Linked DNA regions of Homo sapiens: region 2 is linked to region 1. A link is a loop called in an ENCODE intact Hi-C map of the cell type or tissue named here. Cell type or tissue: Caco-2. All regions are shown on one strand. Links, peaks and the distances in the headings refer to the core of each region. The heading gives the core; the rest is flanking DNA.

Evidence for each region. Hi-C counts contacts between places; a loop is a spot of excess contacts. Peaks named below come from ENCODE experiments on the same cell type or tissue, not always from the same donor. Only the 100,000 strongest peaks of a DNase experiment are listed, where the experiment ranks them.
Region 2: it touches region 1 in a loop (6-fold over the local background); 24 of 110 quality-filtered maps call a loop at or near these places.

What each region holds. Positions count from the first base shown.
Region 1 is chr17:55,508,765-55,518,646 of GRCh38, reverse strand. It overlaps SMIM36 (small integral membrane protein 36), which reads left to right and starts at 7,195. Exons shown (of 5, transcript NM_001395421.2): 1 at 7,195-7,768. The coding sequence starts at 7,313. The coding sequence ends at 7,594. In Caco-2, for the core only: a CTCF peak has its summit at 4,446 (motif pointing right); a DNase peak (open chromatin) is centred at 4,456.
Region 2 is chr17:55,429,179-55,439,060 of GRCh38, reverse strand. No RefSeq gene overlaps it. Among named protein-coding and RNA genes, the nearest start is that of MMD, 12 kb to the right of the region's middle. RefSeq lists a silencer at 6,546-6,746. In Caco-2, for the core only: no CTCF peak of the experiment used is centred there; DNase peaks (open chromatin) are centred at 5,100 and 5,720.

The DNA.
Region 1 (9,882 bases), core at 1,631-6,630:
TCACAACCAAACTCCTCAAAATTATTTTTACTCACGGTCCACTTTTTTACCTTCTTTTCTCCACCTATTTTTAGGGGTTTTCTTTCTCATCCCACCCTATGAAAACCCCTTCTAATTTTAGCAAAATCTCAAAACTAACAGTCAACTGTCTATTCTCATTTTACTTGATCGATCACTCAGCAGCTTTAAACCTAGTTGGTCACTGCCTTTGTTGAACCCAGTGCTATAGTTTGAATAGTGTTCCCCAAAGTTCGTGTATCGGTAACTTAATCCCCAATTCAACAGTGCTGAGAAGTGGAAACTTTAAGAGGCAATTTGGCCATGAGGGTTCTGTCTTTATGAATGGATTAATCCTTTTATTGTGGGAGTGGGTTAGTTATCAAGAGAGTAGATTCTTGATGAAATGACAAATTCAGCCCTCTTCACCCTGTCCTGCTCTGCTCTCATGCTCTCTCTTGTCCTTTTACCTTCTACCATGGGATGACACAGCAACGAGGCCCTCGCCAGATGGTGGCCCTTCAATCTTAGATCTCCCATTTTCCAGAACTGTAAGCCAAGTTATCCAGTCTCAAGTATTCTGTTATAGCAGCACAAAATGGACTAAGATACATACTTCTCCCTGGATTTTCATGACACTAAGTGCTTCTGATTTTCCTCTTATCTCTCTGTTCACTCCTCTTTATTATTTGTTGATTTCTTCCTCTCTGTTTAACATTTAGATGTTGGGATACTCTAGGCTCTGTCCTTATTCCTCTTCTCTTCCTAATGTACACCTTCTTTTAATGTCATCTCATTCAGTTCTATGACTGTAAATATTACCTATATATTGATAAGTCTAAAATCTATATTTGCAACACTGACTTTTCCACTAAGATCTGAACTCAAATATCCAGCTGTCTTCTCACCATCTCCAATTTAATCCTAAGGATAACTCTTGATTCACCTCCCAAATTTACTTTCCTTCAGTCATCCACATCACTAAATGATACCTCCATATACCCGAGTTGTTCACTCTGTGACCTTGGTAATAAGAACCATGAAGTCTTTTCAATCAGGCATCTCTCAACTTGTTGTTGTTGTTGTTGTAACAGAGTCTCACTCTGTCGCCCAGGCTAAAGTGCAGTGGCACGATCTCAGCTCACTGCAGCCTTCACCTCCCAGGTTCCAGCGATTCTCCTGCCTCAGCCTCCCAAGCTGGGACTCCCTCAGCTGGGACTACAGGTGTGCAGCACCATGCCTGGCTAATTTTTGTATTTTCAGTAGAGATGGGGTTTCACCATGTTGGCCAGGCTGGTCTTGAACTCCTGACCTCAGATGATCCACCCTCCTTGGCCTCCCAAAGTGCTGGTATTACAGGTGTGAGCGAACATGCCAGGCCCATCTCTTACCTTTTGTATCTCAATCCTATTTCAGAGTCTTAGAAACTCTCCATTATTTTCTTTGCACCATCTTAGTATACCTTCAATAGTAAGGTAGCCCTGGTTTCTCCAGTTAGCTACCTTTCTTGGACATTGTTCTCTACTATTCCAGCATATTGCCATTCAGTGTTATATAGGGCATGAGACTTCTCCAGGAACCTGGCAGTCTTCCAAGAATATACTATGTAATCAAAGCTGAACCCTTTCTGCCTTGGAGTGCCCATCTAGGTGATTATATAGTCTTTCTTCTAAAAGATGGTATAGGGAGTGTTGGGGAGAAGCGTCTTCTCAGGGACACACTAACATCTAATCTCTTGTCACCTCCCCTTAGAATTCCTTTTTCAAATCTTCCTCAAGAATAGGAAGGCTGGCCAGTTGCAGTGGCTCATGCCTGTAATCCCAGCACTTTAGGAGGCCGAGGCAGGTGGATCACCTGAGGTCAGGAGTTTGAGACCAGCCTGGCCAATATGGTGAAACCCCATCTCTGCTAAAACTACAAAAAATTAGCCGGGCGTGGTGGCAGGTGCCTGTAATCCCAGCTACTTAGGGGGCTGAGGCAGGAGAATTGCTTGAAACCGGGAGGCGGAGTTTGCAGTGAGCCAAGACTGTGCCATTGCACTCCAGCCTGGGTGACAGAGTGAGACTGTCTCAAAAAAAAAAAAAAAAAAAAAAAAGGAAGACTGTTCACATTCCTCACTTTCTCTTTCCTACATTTTGGCCTGTTATATAAACTTTATGCTTTTGGTCTCTTGATACACAAAGCCAATATTTTGTAGTTCTAAAAATGGCCTTTGCTTTCCCCCACAATGCCTGGCTCAAAGTCTATGGACTTTGGTATAAGCGTACAGAATTTTACAAAGGAGCTCAAGAATGATGAATTTGACTCTTCCAGGCTGTGTCTCTCCTGAGAGTCAATACCCTTAGAAATCTTGGATGATGAAGGAGAAGAGAAATTGGTTCAAATAAGTCTTGGGAAGGAGAGGGAGAACCAACACCATAGCATCTTAAAAATATTATCCCTAGCTACATTGTTTTTCATTGTTTTGTAGGTTTTTATATTTTTTTCTGTGTCTTCTGAGGAATTTTACTGGGAAGATATAAAAGGCTACATCAGGGGCTTCCAGCCAAGTGCTATTTTAAACTGAAGGTCTTTGTTTTTTATAGAAGTAAATTTTACATACAGTAATTTTCTTTCATCCCATGCGTTTTCTTCATGGAGCCATACCTGAGAAGAAAGAGCCAGGAACCAAGCTCAAGTCTATAAGGGGCAAGCACCAAAATAAAATAGAAGAGGATCTAAAAGAGCTTGGTATACCTCCTGGTTTGCTGCAAGCCACATCTGGTTTTATTCACACATTAGATAGGTAGTATGTTAGTTTCCTAGGACTGCTATACCAAAATGCCACAAAATGAATGACTTAAAATAATGGAATTTATTCTCTCACAGTTGTGGAGACTGAAAGTCTGGAATCAAGATGTCAGCAGGGTTGTTTACTTCTGGAGGCTCTGAGGGAGGGTCTGTCCCAGGCCTGTCTTCCAGTTTCTGGTGGTGGCCTGCAGTCCTTGGCATTCCATGGCTTGCAAGATGTCTCGCTCCGATCTCTCTCTATCTTTCCATAGCATCTCCTCCCTGTGTGTCTCTGTGCCCTCACACAGCCTGCTTATAAGGACACCAGTCATTGGATTAAGGGCACATTACTTCTCCAGTGAAATCTCACCCTTAACTAATTATATCTGCCAAGACCCTATTTCCAAATAAGGCCACATTCTGAGATTCCAGGTGGATGAGTTTGAGGGGAGACATTATTCAACCCAGTATAGATGGAAAGAAAGACTTTTAAGTTGCGACAAAATATGGCAGTATTTCTCCAGAGGCTGCCAGGTGAGGCTCCCAAGTGAGCCACCTGCTTGATTACAAGTAGGAGGCTGAGAAGGGTGGTAGGTTGAAAGTTAGGTTATGTCCTCTTAGCATAAATTTGAGGGACAAGTGGACTTTTGAAAATCTAGATGGCTAGCATTTGGTTTTGTTCATTATTGCCTTTCTCACTTTTCTAGCATCTACAGCATCTTTCCCTCTTTCACTTTCCATTCTATCTAGTCAATAGTTCCAGCGCAAAAAAAAAAAAAAAAAAAAAAAAAAAACACTAGACTAGAATTCAAAAACATTGCTTTAATGTCTTGCTTCTGTCATTTACTATCTGTTTGGACTCGAGAAAGTCACGTCCCTGTGCCTGAATGTCCTCAACTGTGAAATAATCAAACTCCCAATGCTTTTTTAAATAAGTTTATAACATTTTTACCTCTGAAGTTGACACTTCTCTAAGGCACTAAGACTTTTGGGATACCATATTTTATCAAGGAAGCAAGGCACTCTGAAATACCAGAGATAAATTTTCATCCAGAATAGTTGATATACAAAAATATGTTTGTTTTAAGTAATAAACTCTACTTACCTAAAAATGTATTTATATGGGACACATATTTATCTGGTATTATTAAGTAATATTCCAGGCCAGCCATCAAAATGAACTACACTGCAAGTAAATATGTAAACAACTGAAGACCCATAGAATACCTGCCCAATGGGTCTTGAATGCTCCATAGAATAAGTTATGCATGTACCTGTTTTATTCATATTTTATGCAGTAGAAAAGAGAGATGAGAGGGTGAGAGGGAAAAAGGGAATGAGAATAAGCTCATTCAATTCCACTGCCTCTTTAAGCTTCAATTTTCTCATTTTAAAAAATTGGGTTGATAATTCCTTTTTTCCTCTGAGCTCTACATTTGTTATACAGTGTGCTTTCAGTATCACATTATCAAGCTCTAAAGTGCTTAGTACCTTGCTAGCATATGGTAAGTGCACAATTCATATTTGTAATAAACGAAGGAATTAGTATGTCAAGGCTACCTCAAGGGGTTCTTCTGAAATGCAGCTTGTTATTGTTTTTACCTATGTCACCCTGTCATCCGTCCCAGTTTGCCTATTGCCAAGTTTTTTTCTTTATTTAGCAGCCCCTGCTTTGGCCACTAGATGGCACCAGAGGAAAGTTCCTTAAAGACAGCAAAAGAAGGAAAGATGGGTGAGGTTAGCCCCAGTATGAATAAAGGAGCCACCCAGGTTAATTAAGTAAAACAAGCACCCAGCATTTCACCGAAGACATTGCAAGGAAGTGAAGCCTTCATGAGACTGGACTTCAAATGAACTTTGAGCACTGGTGGAAACAGAAACAAAAAACTCTCTGCTAATAGAAATAAGATACTGGAACCAAAGACAATAGCCTTGAACAAAACATTCCGGGACACCACGGGTATCAGCAGAATGGGGGCAATCTAAGAAGACAGGCCAGACCAGATCACTCACCATGATTAATGATTATCACCATTACACAGAGAAACCTAGATCTGATATGAAAACTCCACTCAATAGAGCAGATCTGTTGCATATATTTCAGTTTAATTTAATGTGGACTAAACTATATGTAGTTCTCATTTCAGAGTCAATTTTAACCAATCCTTGTGTCATCTATTTAAAGTCACCAAATAACTCCCCTAAATATTGTTACATGGAGGCACCTGGGCTATCCAGACTCAGTTTACTATAGAAGTCACGAATCTAGAGTCCCGAGTGGGCAAAAGAAAGTAGGCATCTGGTACATAATGCTGCCTTTTAAAGCCTCGCTTCTGTCTGGTGCATTGCACGTGACTTACAGATGCAACAGACAACTCTACTTGCTGTGTGATTCTGTGCTTACCAGAAACTTTCCAATTATAAATGGACTTTTCCTGTAGATCTGCCTTCAGGAAGAAAAAGCTATGTCCTTGCAAGCACAAAATTAATTCTCTGAATCTGTCGGACTTAAAACCTTGGACAGTGTTGAATTCTGTGTTGAATGCCCCCTGGAATAGCTCTTCACAGATCACCAAAGCCCTGGTGACCGCATATTGGCCCATTTTCTTCACGTCCTTTTTTTCTACTTTTATAGCCATGATTCTCCATCCTGGTTGCAGATCAAAATTATCCATGAAGATTTTTATTAATACAGATCCCCAGACTCTAGTCCCAAAGATTCTAACTCAGTAGATCTAGGGTTGATCCAGGTATCTGTATTCAAAAGAGACCCAATAGATTCCAATAAGGCTGACCCTAAATCTATGGTGTTTCAGAATCATGCATCTTCTGGATTATAATTCCATAAGTTAGTCCAGGACCATAGAATCATGGACGATATTATTTGGAAAAACGTCTCCAGATGCATAAGAACCCCATACTACAACATCTTCAAATGCTCAGGTTCCCATGGAAGCTCAGTATAAAGGAGGCTGACAGGAAGACACTAGCCCATTGAAGCTTAACACTAAGAAACCAGCAGACCTTTGGGAACTTCAGCTTTTAACTAGGAGTATCCAAAAAGTCCTATTAGCTATTGGAGAAAAGGCTACTGATGCCCTAGCTGGCCAAAAATACATATATGAGACCAAGACCAGATACGTAATTTGTGGGTCCCAGTGCAAAGTTGAAAAGTTAAGAATTTCAAGATGGCAACAGCAGAGCATTAAACCAAGTGTGAGCTCTTTCTGAGAATGGAACGTTGTGCAGCTGCACAGGGCACATGCCCATGAAGTAGCCTATGCGGGACTATTGGGACCAGGCTACAACTGAGGCAGGACAGTGATTTGTACATCAAGGAATAACTGTAATCCGATCAGTATCTGATCTTCCTCTCAATTTGCTTGTTTTTCTGCATCCTTGAGGCAGCCTTTGGGAATCTCTTTAAAATGCAAATTCAGTAGTGTCACTCCCCTGTGCAAAAGCATTCAATGGCATCCCATTGCTCTAGGATCATATCTAAAGTCCTGAGTATGGCCCACAAGTGCCTGTGCCTTCTGGCCCCTGTCTACCTCTCCCACCTTGTGCTCCCATTCTCTTTATGCTCCAGTCACACTGCCCTTGTTTCAGTGCTTGCAATTTTCCAGGCTCCTTTCTCTTCGGGTCTTCACATATGCAGTTCTTTGTGGCTAGAAGAATCTTCCCTGTCTCTTCTCACTTAGCTAAATTCTACTTATCCTTCAGGTCATAGGTTAAATGTTGCTTCTGCATGGAAGCTTTTTTGACCCACACTGGGACACGCTGTCCTCTTACCCTCTATTTGTCCCTTATAAACTGATTTCCACTGTTCTTAAATGGCGAATTGTGCAATTATCTGTTTAAAGGCTATCTTTCCTGCTAGACTACCTGCTTCTCTGTCTTATCACTGCCATATCCCCTTTGCTTAGTGTAGTGTCTGAAACACAGGAAGTAAGTACTCAAAAAGTAGTTTTGAATTAACTAATGAGAAACATGGCAACAAATGAAGAAAGGGTGAAAATATCAGGCACTAGTATCTTCTTCTTGTTGAAGAATCACATTTACTTCCAAAGCCTACTGACCTAATCTTCCAAATCACTCCATACATGGCACTAAACATCCCTTATACAAAGACAGCACAATTGTCCAGGACAATCCAATTTTTAGCTGTCATCATGGAGTGCTTATTAACAACACTTACTTTTGCTCACCAAACTGCCTGTGTGGATGCTGAATTATGTGAATGCTCTACTTATATACCATGATCCAGTAACTCATGAGCCATCTCTCTCTCTCTCTTTCTCTCTCTGTGTAGGCGAACTGATGACAGACAGCTTCTGTGTTTTGGTGGCTGTGGTATTAACAGCAAGCTTAAGTTATTAAACCGAGCAGCTTTAATCCTCGAGGTCTCCTGGAGCAGTAGGGATTAATGTATTTTTACTCCAGAGCCAATGTAGCTATTCCGATGCTCTAAGATCTGCTCTCTGCAATGCCCAAACTGACCCCAATTGCCTTTCTCTAGACCCACTTCTCCACCGTGGGAGAAGTGATGGAATTCTACTTGGAGATCGACCCTGTTACCTTGAACCTGATCATCCTAGTTGCGAGCTACGTCATCTTGCTCCTGGTCTTCCTCATCTCCTGCGTGCTATACGACTGCCGAGGCAAGGATCCCAGTAAGGAGTACGCGCCCGAGGCCACTCTCGAGGCCCAGCCCTCCATCCGGTTGGTGGTGATGCACCCAAGTGTCGCTGGGCCCCACTGGCCAAAGGGGCCTGGCCTTTCTTTGGGGGATCCTGCTCCACTAGGAAAGAAAAGCACCATGGTATGAGGCTGGCTAAGGGACACTGGGGAGAGACCACTAGACTTTCCATAGAGACAAACTGCTCCCTATCGTGGCTCCAATTCTCTCAGCACATGTATCCCGCTTGATGAAGGAAGTGAGAGCTCTGTCTTACTTGCTGTTTTCTCGTCACCTTCTTTGTGACAAAAGTAACTGTTTAAGGTAAGAAGCCCAAAGTGGTCTTTAGTCAAATTCTCCAAATGCAAACTGTCAGCAATGCTGTAGTATAATGAAGTTGGTTACTGGTACATTTCTGATGTTGCTGTCCTTGCAACTCACAGGAGAGAATGACTTTTGAGAAAGGATGCAATATTGTGTGTGTGTGTGTGTGCACGTGCACGTGCGTGTGTGTGATAAGGAATGAGACTAACTCCAGTCTAGTCTATTCTTTGCAAATTCTTTCTTTCCAAGGCAACCAGTTTTTTGTTGTTATTTTTCTTTTCTTTAAGAGACAGAGTCTTGCTCTGTTGCCCATGCTTAAGTGCAGCAGCGTGATCATAGCTCACTGCAGCCTTGAACTGGGCTCAAGCAACCTTCCCACTTCAGCCTCCCATGTAGCTAGGACTCTAAGGTCATGACACCACGCCTGTCTTTTTTTTGTAGAGATGGGGTTTCACTATGTTGCCCAGGCTGGTATTGAACTCCTGGCCTCAAGCAATCCTCCTGCCTCAGTCTCACAAAATGCTGGGATTATAGATGTGAGCTGCTGCACCCAGTCAAGGCAACCCCATTGAACTTGTTCAGACTTCAGAACATTATTATTTCTGTACCTACCAGCTCTTCACGTTCTATTCCCAACTCCAAGACAGAATAAGGAATGCATACAACTAAAACAACAAAGCTTGGAGCCTGGGTTCAAATCCTGCCTCTTCTACTTGCTAGCTGTGTGGCCATGGTTAAGTTGAGCCACCTCTGTGTCTCAGGGATAGTGATTGGACCACTAAGCTTTTGGGGCTATTTAAATGAGTTAATTCACCAAAAGCACTTGAGACAGTTCTTGACACACAGGGTTAGCTATGATGATGATCACTGATAATATTTCCTTCCATATGCCTCATAAAAAATTTAATCTCCAATCCTCAAATCCGGCCTGATCCAATACAAAGTTATTGAAAACTCATTGAAAGAATTCTGAGACCCCACAGCTTGGTGTATCTGTCCCCAGAACACTGCCTGCTCTCCCTTCACTCTCTTTGTTGATGTTGAATGGTATGTTTTTTCCCCTGTTCATTAGTCTATTTCCAAAATTTTTGAATTATTATCTCCATTGTGTGTATTTTTATTAACCCTCCCTTCCCTGAGCTCAGAGAAACGTATGTATTTACTTTGAGATTTACTGAACCTCTTCTTTCCATCAGGACCTGTGTGGAAATAAAGAGAAATGAGTGTCATGACCCTGCCATATGATCTTTGCCGCCCAACAGAAGGAAGCAGGGTCAGGCATGACTTAGACAATGAAAGATAAGAAAGCTTTGCAGATGCTCTTTTAGAAGTCTGCATAGGATGCAGGAGTCAACAGAGACACGAGTGTCTGGCACACAGAAGACACTCAAGAAATATTCGAATAATGTTGAATGGCCAATTTCATCTTAGACTCAGGTACCAAAGATAAGATGATTTGTCTTAAAAGATAAGTAGTTATTTTTCCAGAAGAACCAAAGTATGTTGGAATCTTGAAGGGTAGGACAGGAGATGGCCTTTTAGAAGAAGAAATAACAAAAACAAAGCTTGAAAGCAAAATAATTAGAGTCCATTGGTTGTGAAGGTCTGATGGTGTCCAACATGTGAAGAAAACGTGAGAAATTCAATTTTGGTTTCTCCTGTAGAAAACTGAAGAGGAGGGCCTGGCCAGCCTGCCCTGCCAGCTTTGACAATGAGCACTGTTTTGCCTTTGGATTGTTAAGTAGCTGTAACAAACGTGAAGATAATCCCAGTTACTTTGTTTTCAGGTTTTGATGTTTATTTTTAATTTAATTTGTTTCTTATTTTATCAGAAGATTATATTTTCTCTTAAGTATGTGATTTAAAAACTATATTGAAAACCCTTCAGAGGAAATTTGTTTTCTTTATGAGCAAGAAGCCATCTTCACTTTTTTTTTTTTTTTTTTTTTTGTTCTGAGACAGAGCCTTGCCCTTATCACCCAGGCTGAAGTGCAATGGCACGATCTCGGCTCACTGCAACCTCCGCCTCCCGGGTTCAAGCAATGCTCCTGCCTCAGCCTCCCAAATAGCTGGGCTTACAGGCATCTGCCACCACACGCAGCTAATTTTTGTAT
Region 2 (9,882 bases), core at 2,739-7,738, 81 kb after region 1:
GCCACACTCCATTATGATTTCTCTTTTTTTTTTTTTTTTTTTGAGACGCAGTCTTGCTCTGTCACCCAGGCTGGAGTGCAGTGGCGCGATCTCAGCTTACTGCAAGCTCCGCCTCCCGGGTTCATGCCATTCTCCTGCCTCAGCCTCCCAAGTAGCTGGGACTACAGGCACCCACCACCATGCCTGGCTAATTTTTTGAAATTTTAATAGAGACGGGTTTTCACTGTGTTAGCCAGGATCGTCTTGAACTCCTACCTCATGATCCGCCCACCTCAGCCTCCCAAAGTGCTGGGATTACAGGCATGAGCCACCACACCCAGCCCATTATGATTTCTTTATTTTGTGGTGTGGCCTGAGCATCAGGATTTTTTTTTATTATTATACCTTAAGTTCTAGGGTACATGTGCACAATGTACAGGTTTGTTACATAGGTATACACGTGCCATGTTGGTTTGCTGCACCCATCGACTCATCATTTACATTAGGTATTTCTCCTAACGCTATCCTTCCCCCAGCCCCCCACCCCCCGACAGGCCCTGATGTGTGATGTTCCCCGCCCTGTGTCCAAGTGTTCTCATTGTTCAATTTCCACCTATAAGTGAGAACATGTGCTGTTTGATTTTCTGTCCTTGCGATAGTTTGCTGAGAATGATGATTTCCAGCTTCATCCATGTCCCTGCAAAGGACATGAACTCATTCTTTTTCATGACTGCATAGTATTCCATGGTGTACATGTGCCACACTTTCTTAATCCAGCCTATCATCGATGGACATTTGAGTTGGTTCCAAGTCTTTGCTATTGTGAATAGTGCCACAATAAACATACATGTGCATGTGTCTTTGTAGTAGCATGATTTATAATCCTTTGGGTATATACCCAGTAATGGGATGGCTGGGTCAAATGGTATTTCTGGTTCTAGATCCTTGAGGAGTCGCCACACTGTCTTCCACAATGGTTGAACTAATTTACACTCCCACCAACAGTGTAAAGCATTCCTATTTCTCCACATCCTCTCCAGCATCTGTTGTTTCCTGACTTTTTAATGATCGCCATTCTAACTGGCATGAGATCTTATCTCATTGTGGTTTTGATTTGCATTTCTCTGGAGCATCAGGATTTTTGAAAGCTCCCTAGGTAATCCTGATATGCAAGTGAAATTAAGAATATAGCCCAGCATGTGAATGAAAGATTTAAGGGTTTCTTTGATAAGACTTAAATTCACTGCTCAGATTTATAAAATGGAACACTTGCTCAGAATGAAGTTATCCTTTGAGGAAAGGAAATGGCACTTGGGTAGAAAGTAAGCAGGTCTCTGAATTAGCCAAACAGGATTAGATTTAAAGCCCAAGTGGATGAATAAGCTGTATAGAAGGGAGCAGCCCCTTCCTCTGAGATTGAGGCAAGAAAAGCAACACAAGATTTTGTTAGGGGCTAGAAGCTGGGGCATTCATGTCAACTGTTTTGTAGAGGAAGAGATATTCAGCCAAGCAAACACTTTCTGAGCACTTAGCATGTCCCAGGGGAGGTCACCTGCTGAGCATGGGAAATGAAAGTGGAGTCAAAGACTTGAAGAGAATTGTGAAAATTTAGAACAGTTTCTGTGAACACTAGGGGAAGATGCAGAGCAGGAGACAAATGGATTTCCCAGTGCTGTTGTCGGCCAGCTGCAGTTAGAAACATTTTTCTGCTGAATAAAAGGAAGAATTTGCTGACAGTAAAAACTGTCCTGAGTTGCCACGGGCTTCCCTCGGAAATGGGGAACTTCCAGTGGCTGGATCTCAACCATAGGTTAGATCAGCACTTTTCATCCGGAAAACCTATGTACCAATAATAGCTGAGTGGGGTGTTACTAGTAATTTTGGCTAATAATGATACCGAACTATGCAAATTCTTAACTTTTAAAATGCACTCTAGAATACAATCAAGGCTGAGCCTGTAATAGCATCCCTCTTAATTACTTGCATTATTGATTCACTTTGAGCAGAAAATAAAAGGTGTGGTGCAAGCTTAGCTGCCAGGAATTGTACAGAACCCACAAACTATCTGATCTCATCAGCAGAGGTAATGTATTTCATATGTGAATGTTATCCATTGAGTGTGGGGGAATGGAAAAATGGGCTGAGAACTGTTGAGACAGATGTCAATGTGGTATTGGGAGATCTAAGAATTGAATGGAGATCTAAGAGTTGAATGTGGAATGGGGATGTTGACTTGAACAGTTAAAGTCCTTCCAACTCTGATATTCTGTGATTCTAGGAAAACACCTGTGTGTCTGGATCTTCTTTAGGCTTGAAACTAAAAGCTTCACACAAGAAGGGAATGAATCACTACATAAATTATTCAGCGCTTGAAGGCCCTCAGAGAATTACTCTCTGTTCTTTGATTGAGGCAGGGATTTTCTCCTAGATCCTTAGTCTGAATAAAGGCTGAGTTTTGGATCTCTCAGGTCCAGAAAAAATGCTATAGATAATTAGGCCGTCATTATCTAGGCCTCCTCCATCTTGAATCATTATGACTATAAAATCATTACCTTGTGCATAGCTTGCAATACATTCTTTTCCCTACTTACAGTCCAGAATTGCTGGTTGAGATAGATAAGGTGTTGTTGCAAAGGGATTTCATAACTAGTGGGAAACAGTATGACATAACAGTATGCCTGGGGCCAGATACCAGTTTTACTATGTTCCAGGTGGTTACCTTAACCAGGTTACTTTCTGCTCAGTGCCAGCCTCATCACTGGTAAAATGAGAATAATAATGTATCAGAGGGTTACCGTGAAGACATAATACACATCGAGTGCTTAGAATAGCACCTGGCAGGTATAAGGTAGGTAAGTATTCCAGCCACCTTACTTACATAATTGCTACCTTCCAGGAGCTGGAAGAAAGATACACTTAGATGGACATACTTTTTCAGCCCATGCAGCCAACAAAATAAGAACATAAAACCAAAACAAAATTAAACAGTGGGTATTTTATTACCTCCTTTTTTTTTTTTTTTTTTTTGAGAGAGAGTCTCGCTCTGTTGCCCAGGCTGGAGTGCAGTGGCGCAATCTCGGCTCACTGCAAGCTCCACCTCCCTGGTTCATGCCATTCTCCTGCCTCAGCCTCCTGAGTAGCTGGGACTACGGGTGCCCGCCACCATGCCCGGGTAATTTTTTTTGTATTTTTAGTAGAGATGGGGTTTCACTGTGTTAGCCAGGATGGTCTCGATCTCCTGACCTCATGATCTGCTCGCCTTGGCCTCCCAAAGTGCTGGGATTACAGGCGGGAGACATCGCAACCCACCCTTCCTCCTTTCATAGGTTCTCCTTGTTTAGAAAATTAGACGCCAACTCTTTAGCTTGGTATCAGAATCCTTCATGACAATGCCAATGTTTCAACACACATAATACACTCTTCCCCATTAAGTCAATAACCTACACTTGAACAAAATCAGACCATCTGCTGTGGTCCCAGTGGGCATGATATGTCCCCATCTCTGAAAGCTTACTCATAGTATTCACCCAGTCTGTATGCAATATATTTTTCACTCGTCTTTGCTGGTTGGTATCTTCTCATCCTTTACCATCCAAGCCAAGTGACTTTCTCTATGAAGACTTTCTTTAAAACCCCAGTAGATAAAATATGTCTATCCCTCTCTGTGATACCTTAACACTTTATATACTTGATACTTTCATTACCATACTTTTCATACACTTCCTTGGTATAGAGTTATTTTGTAAATTCCTCCAGATTTTAAGTGCCTTGAAAGAGAATTTGTTTCTTATTCATCTCTATTTCTCCTCCTGTGACTGGCTCCCACCGTCACTGCCCCCACAATATGCACAGTGCAGGCCATGCTGCCTTATACACTATAGGCATTTGATAAATGTGGGCTGGTTATGGGACTCTCTGGGATGTAAGAAAGCACTTAATTGGAATGAAGATTGGGAAGAGTTCCCTATCCAGCTTAAGTGGGGCAAGAAAGAGCAGATGCTATAACCCAGGGGCTTTGAGCACTTATTAAAATTAGATATTGAATGTCTGAGAACAAATTCTAGCACATACTGAGTATTAGGCATATTTTAGATGCTAGCCACCCCCTCTTCTAGAAGATCTGCCTCCTACCCACAACCCCCGATGAAGTGGTGAATGAATCATCTGTCTTTGTTCCACTGCAGTCCCCACTCCATCTTGAGTCAAAGCCTACCTACCCTACAGCCTCATGAGACAAGATGAGCTCAGCCACTGTCTCTCTCCACTAAGATTTCAAGTTAGGACTTAAAAATACTCAAGTAGGAGCTATAAACTCTAAAATTGTTGCAATACTAACAACAACAAGAACAACTGTATTTATTGAGTGTATACTATGTGCCAGTCACTGTGTGGCACATAGTACGTGCTCAATGTACTTAAGGACAATATCTTTACTCCTCACACTACTGTGAAGATGAGGCTGTTATTACCCCCATTTTATTTTATTTTTTATTCTTATTTTTTGAGACGGATTCTTGTTCTGTTGCCCAGGTTGGAGTGCAGTGGCACCATCTTGGCTCACTGCAACCTTTGCCTCCCAGGTTCAAGCGATTCTCCTGCCTCAGACTCCCGTGTAGCAGGAGCTACAGACGGGCACCACCACACCTGGTTAGTTTTTGTATTTTCAGTAGAGACAGGGTTTCACCATTTTGGCCAGGCTGGTCTTGAACTCCTGACCTCAAGTGATCCGCCTGCCTCAGCCTCCCAAAGTGTTGAGATTACAGGTGTGAGCCACTGTGCCCGGCCTCCCCCATTTTACAGGTGAGAAAAGTGGAAAACAGAGAAGTGAAGTTTTAAATCGATAGTCAAACTCCAGCAACCTATCTCCAGAGTCTATGCTCTTAACCACTATACTAAAACATGTTTCCCCGGGGCAGGGCAAGTCAAGGTGAAATGTCTCAAGGACTCAAAGATGGGGCACTGACAAGCCAAGGAGTAAGCAAAGGAAGTCAGTCTACAGACGTAAAAACAACTATGGGGTAGGAGCAAAGGGAGAAACATACATGAAAGATTACACAGCCATGAGGCAGCCACAGAAAGACACAGGACAACCCCATTTCCCCATAGCTATAAAATTCCTGCGGCTTGGCAACATCACATTTCCTGCCTTAGGATTTTGTAACCCTCACTGCTTATGATAAACTGACCTTTGCACTAGCTAAATAAGTGGAGCATAAAAAGAACCTGGTGTATATTGTTAAAAGCCTGTGTCTCCATGTTCAGTGTGGACTCAGAAGTCACACTCATTGCTCAGTCCTCAAGTCAGGCCAGCTCCCACTTTGCAGATCATGAGTGAGAAGACCTTATTGGAGCTCTAGCACTGCCAAGTTATTAAAACGGAGAAACTTTGAACTGGTCCTTAATGTGTTTGGACTTCAGCAGCTTCATTTATAAAATGAGTGTCAGGGGAGGGAAGAACCAATAACAAAACATTAGACCTGCCATCTGCCTCCAGCCAAAAGTTGTGACTGAGGCTCAGTGGAAAGGCCATGCAAACGTGGAACTTTTTTTTTTTTTAAGCTTAGCATTCCTTCGGGCTTGTGTGTAAACCGTGACTGTTATCGGTGGTGGTAAGCCAGTCAGTAAAGAAAAAAGTAATGCTACCTATCACGCTGGCATTGCCCTCTCTCACATCTCTGTTTACAAAGTTACAGGTATTGCCAGAAAATACCCGCATTCCTTTGTTCTCACTAATGAGTCAACTCTGGAAGCACCAGTCCCTTTATCAGTAAGACAGATCTACCTTGTCCAAGCCTCTGTTTACTCATCAACAGAAACATTCTCCTGGGCTGTTCTCCATAGTCTTGGCTCACAGTCTTCCTGTGTCTTTGTGCTTCACCAGACTTTACCTTTTCTGCCCACTTGGACCTAGATGACCTCCCACCCCCAACAACAAGGACTGTGATTCCTGCCAGCGAGTCTCTTGTTTGTTTTGGGGAGAAGCTTACTTGGCAACAAAGAGATGGGACAGATAGTTATTAGCTTGAGTGCCCAGACAGTGTGATTCTCTGATACAGTTAAATTTACAGGACACAGAGATGTTACATTTAATTGAGTTTTGTTGTAGATTTATTTTGCTGAATAAAATTCACAGGAGGCCATTGGTTTGGACTGAGCTCCCCCTGCACTAGATCCACCAGGCCAAACCAAAATGGAGTCACTCGTGCTAATGTTCTGTGCTACCATGTCGGAACTGAGTTGTTTATCTGACCTACCAAGAAATCAAGAGATAATAGCCATCTCCCCAAACAGGCGAGTTTTAGGAAGCCTGCTCTGCCTTAACCTTTACAAGAAAAGCAACTTTGAACACCAATCTACTCTTTGTTCTCTGTTGGGGCTTTCCTCAGCCCTTGCCGAGAAGCTAACCTCCCCTGCTCAGCTCATAGGAACACTCATTCAATTTTATGGAATGAGGTGTTGCCCAACTCTAGAATGGCAAACAAAAGCCAATTAAGATCTTTAAATTTGTTGTAATTTTGTCTTTTGACAGTTTGTAAATGAACTATGCTGCCTTCATAAATATTACTTATATTGGGTTGTCCCCAACTTCAGAAAGGTCTTATGTCTCATCAAAACCACAATATCACTAAATCATAGTCTTCCTGTCTTGTAACTCTTGCAGACATGACCACAATTTCCCACAAATAAATGATAAGATATTTGAAGCTTGCTTTGTTAGATTATGGAATGGGAAGGACCCCGGCAAGTTAAAAGCCCTGGGGTAGGATTGCCAGATAAAATACAGAATGCTGAGTATATATGTGTGTATATATATATATTTTCTTTTATATATATATATTTTTTTCTTTTTTCTTTTTTTTTTTCTTTGCTCTGTTGTCTAGGCTGGAATGCAGTAGCATGAACACAGCTCACTGCAGCCTCAACCTCCTGGGCTCAAGTGCTCCTCCTGCCTCAGCTTCCCAAGTAGCTGGGACTACAGGCCTGGGCCACCATGCCTGGCTAATTCCCTTCCCTTCCCTTCCCTTCCCTTCCCTTCCCTTCCCTTCCCTTCCCTTCCCTTCCCTTCCCTTCCCTTCCCTTCCCTTCTCCCTCCCCGCTCCCCCTCCACTCCCCTTCCCCTTCCCTCCCCTCCCCTTCCCCTCCCCTCCCCTTCCCCTCCCCTGCCCTTCCCCTCTCCTGCCCTTCCCCTCCCCTCCCCCTCCCCCTCCCCCTGCCCTCCCCTCCCTTCCCTTCTGTTTTTGTAACGACGAGGTCTTGCCATGTTTTCCAGGCTGGTCCTGAACTCCTGGGCTCAAGCAGTCCTCCTGCCTCAGCCTCCCAAAGTGCTGGGATTACTGGCATCAGCTACCACATCCAGCCCCAAGTTAAATTTGAACTCTAGATAAATAATGAATAAACAACCAATATTGCATGGGGCAGAATTATACTAAAAAATTATTTGCTGATAACTGAAATTCAAACTTAAAGGGAATCCTATATTTTTATTTGCTAAATCTGGCAACCCTACCCAGATGTCCAATTCTGACTCTTACAACAGGTAAGAGTTGTAAATTTAAATTTGTCATCCTCAGAATCCTCCATAAAATGAAAAGGCTGAACAAGATGAATCCTAAGGTTTCTTGCAGTTCAATAATTATGTAATTCTGTGACTCAAGTACTAATGAACTACAAATGTGACACTGGGCAAGTTAATTTCTTGGTGGATCAATTTCCTCCTCTTCAAAATAAGGATGATAAAGCCAATGTCAAAATTATTAGATGAATAGACCTGGTTTATGACTTGTCTTAGATAAACAAAGCTAGATATTAGTTAAAGAGGTGAAAGCAGATTTTATTCAACTACTGACAGTAAGGAAAGAGTTGGGCTGCCTTCTGATTTGTGCAAAGGTAACTGGGCATTTTAAAGGGAAAATAAGGGAGGAGGAAGTGTGAGCAACTGCAGCTCAGGCAGAGTCAGGGAAAGTGAAAAATGACCAAGGGTTAGTCAGGGTAAATGTGATTAGGCTGGCTGCATCTGCTAGCTGGCAATTATGGAAGTCAGGATTCTATCCTCCCGCAGAGACTGGGACTCCCAGGCCCTATTCTTCCTGATTATATTTCAAAGGAATAGTTTTCAGGTCCTTGAGAAAGATACTCCTGAGTTGTAGGAGATACGTATACATTTTAAAGCAACAGAGAAAGGACTCAGAATTGTAAGCCACTTTGATTTCATGTGCTAGGAAAGGGAAGTTAGGGGCCTATTGTCAGGTGTTGATGAGAACAAACAGTAAATGCTTTTGACAGCCTTGAGATTTTCCTGACAGGAACTCAAAAGGGGGCAGGGTTTTCTCAGTGATGCTGCCTTCCATGCTAGAAACCATTCTATGATTGGTCAAGTCTTAGTGCAGGGGTATGGACTGAGCGGTTGTTATGAGCCAATAGTTATTTGCAGTTCTCATCTTCAAAAGTGCGTGGCATAGTAACTTGTGCTTAATAATTAATCTCTTGTTTATTCATTCAAAATACTATAAAATCCCTCATGATCAAGCTGTATCTAAAGAAACTTTTTTGTTTTGTTTTGTTTTGTTTTGTTTTGAGACGGAGTCTCGGTCTGTTGCCCAGGCTGGAGTGCAGTGGTGCGATCTCGGCTCACTGCAAGCTCCGCCTCCCAGGTTCACGCCATCCTCTTGCCTCAGCCTCCCAAGTAGCTGGGACTGCAGGCGCCCACCACCACGCCCGGCTAATTTTGTTTTTGTATTTTTAGTAGAGACGGGGTTTCTCTGTGTTAGCCAGGATGGTCTCGATCTCCTGACCTTGTGATCCACCAGCCTCGGCCTCCCAAAGTGCTGGGATTACAGGCGTGAGCCACCGGGCCCAGCCTAAGGAACATTTTTTTTTATAACTTAGTTCTGTGTGAAGAAACGGCTTTTGATGCAAACTTTAAGTGAGAAAAAAGTATAGGACACTTGCTTAACTTGCTCACTTTTTTTATTTTTTTGAGACAGGATTTCACTCCGTCACCCAGGCTGGAGTGTAGTGGTGCGATCACAGCTCACTGCAGCTTTGAACCTCCAGGGCTCACATGATCCTCCTGCCTCAGCCTCCCAAGTAGCTGAGACCACAGGTGTGTGCCACCATGCCTGGCTATTTTTTTAATTTTTAGTAGAGATGAGGTCTCACTATGTTGCTCAGACTGGTCTGGAGCTCCTGGGCTCAAGTGATCCTCTTGGTTTGGCCTCCCAGAGTGCTGGGATTTCAAATGTGAGCTACCATGTCTTACCACTTGCTTAAAATATTATGAGTCTTAGCAAATTGTTGGTAAGCAATGATGGTGCTGCAGTTTAAAATGAATGTTATTTCTTCATTAAGGTATCTCTTAAGACTTGTCATTGTCACCATTTTTGTTGACACGAAGTTGGTGACCTATGGACTCAAAATACACATCTTTATTCTAGAATTTGTATGTTAGCTTTCAGCTTGCCCTCCCTTCAGTTGGTCCAAAACAAAAAGATTCCTCAGTTTCTGAATAGGTGAAGTTACTACACTGATTTAATTATATCTGTATTGCAGCAAATCTGAGCTGGATCTGGGGAAGAGTGTGTGTCCTATTTTTGTTTCTCTTTACTCATTAGATTTATATTTTTAAATGGTGCTAAATTGTGAATTTAATGCAATGCACACAGAAGCAGTCATGGGTGGAATTTTATCCCTCCTTGGCTCTAAAGAGTTTTCACAGATTTAGGCTTTGTATAAAGAACTTCTTGGCCAGGCACGGTGGCTCACGCCTGTAATCCCAGCACTTTGGGAGGCCGAGATGGGCGGATCACAAGGTCAGGAGATAGAGACCATCCTGGCTAACACGGTGAAACCCCATCTCTACTAAAAATACAAAAAAAATTAGCTGGGTGTGGTGGCAGGCGCCTG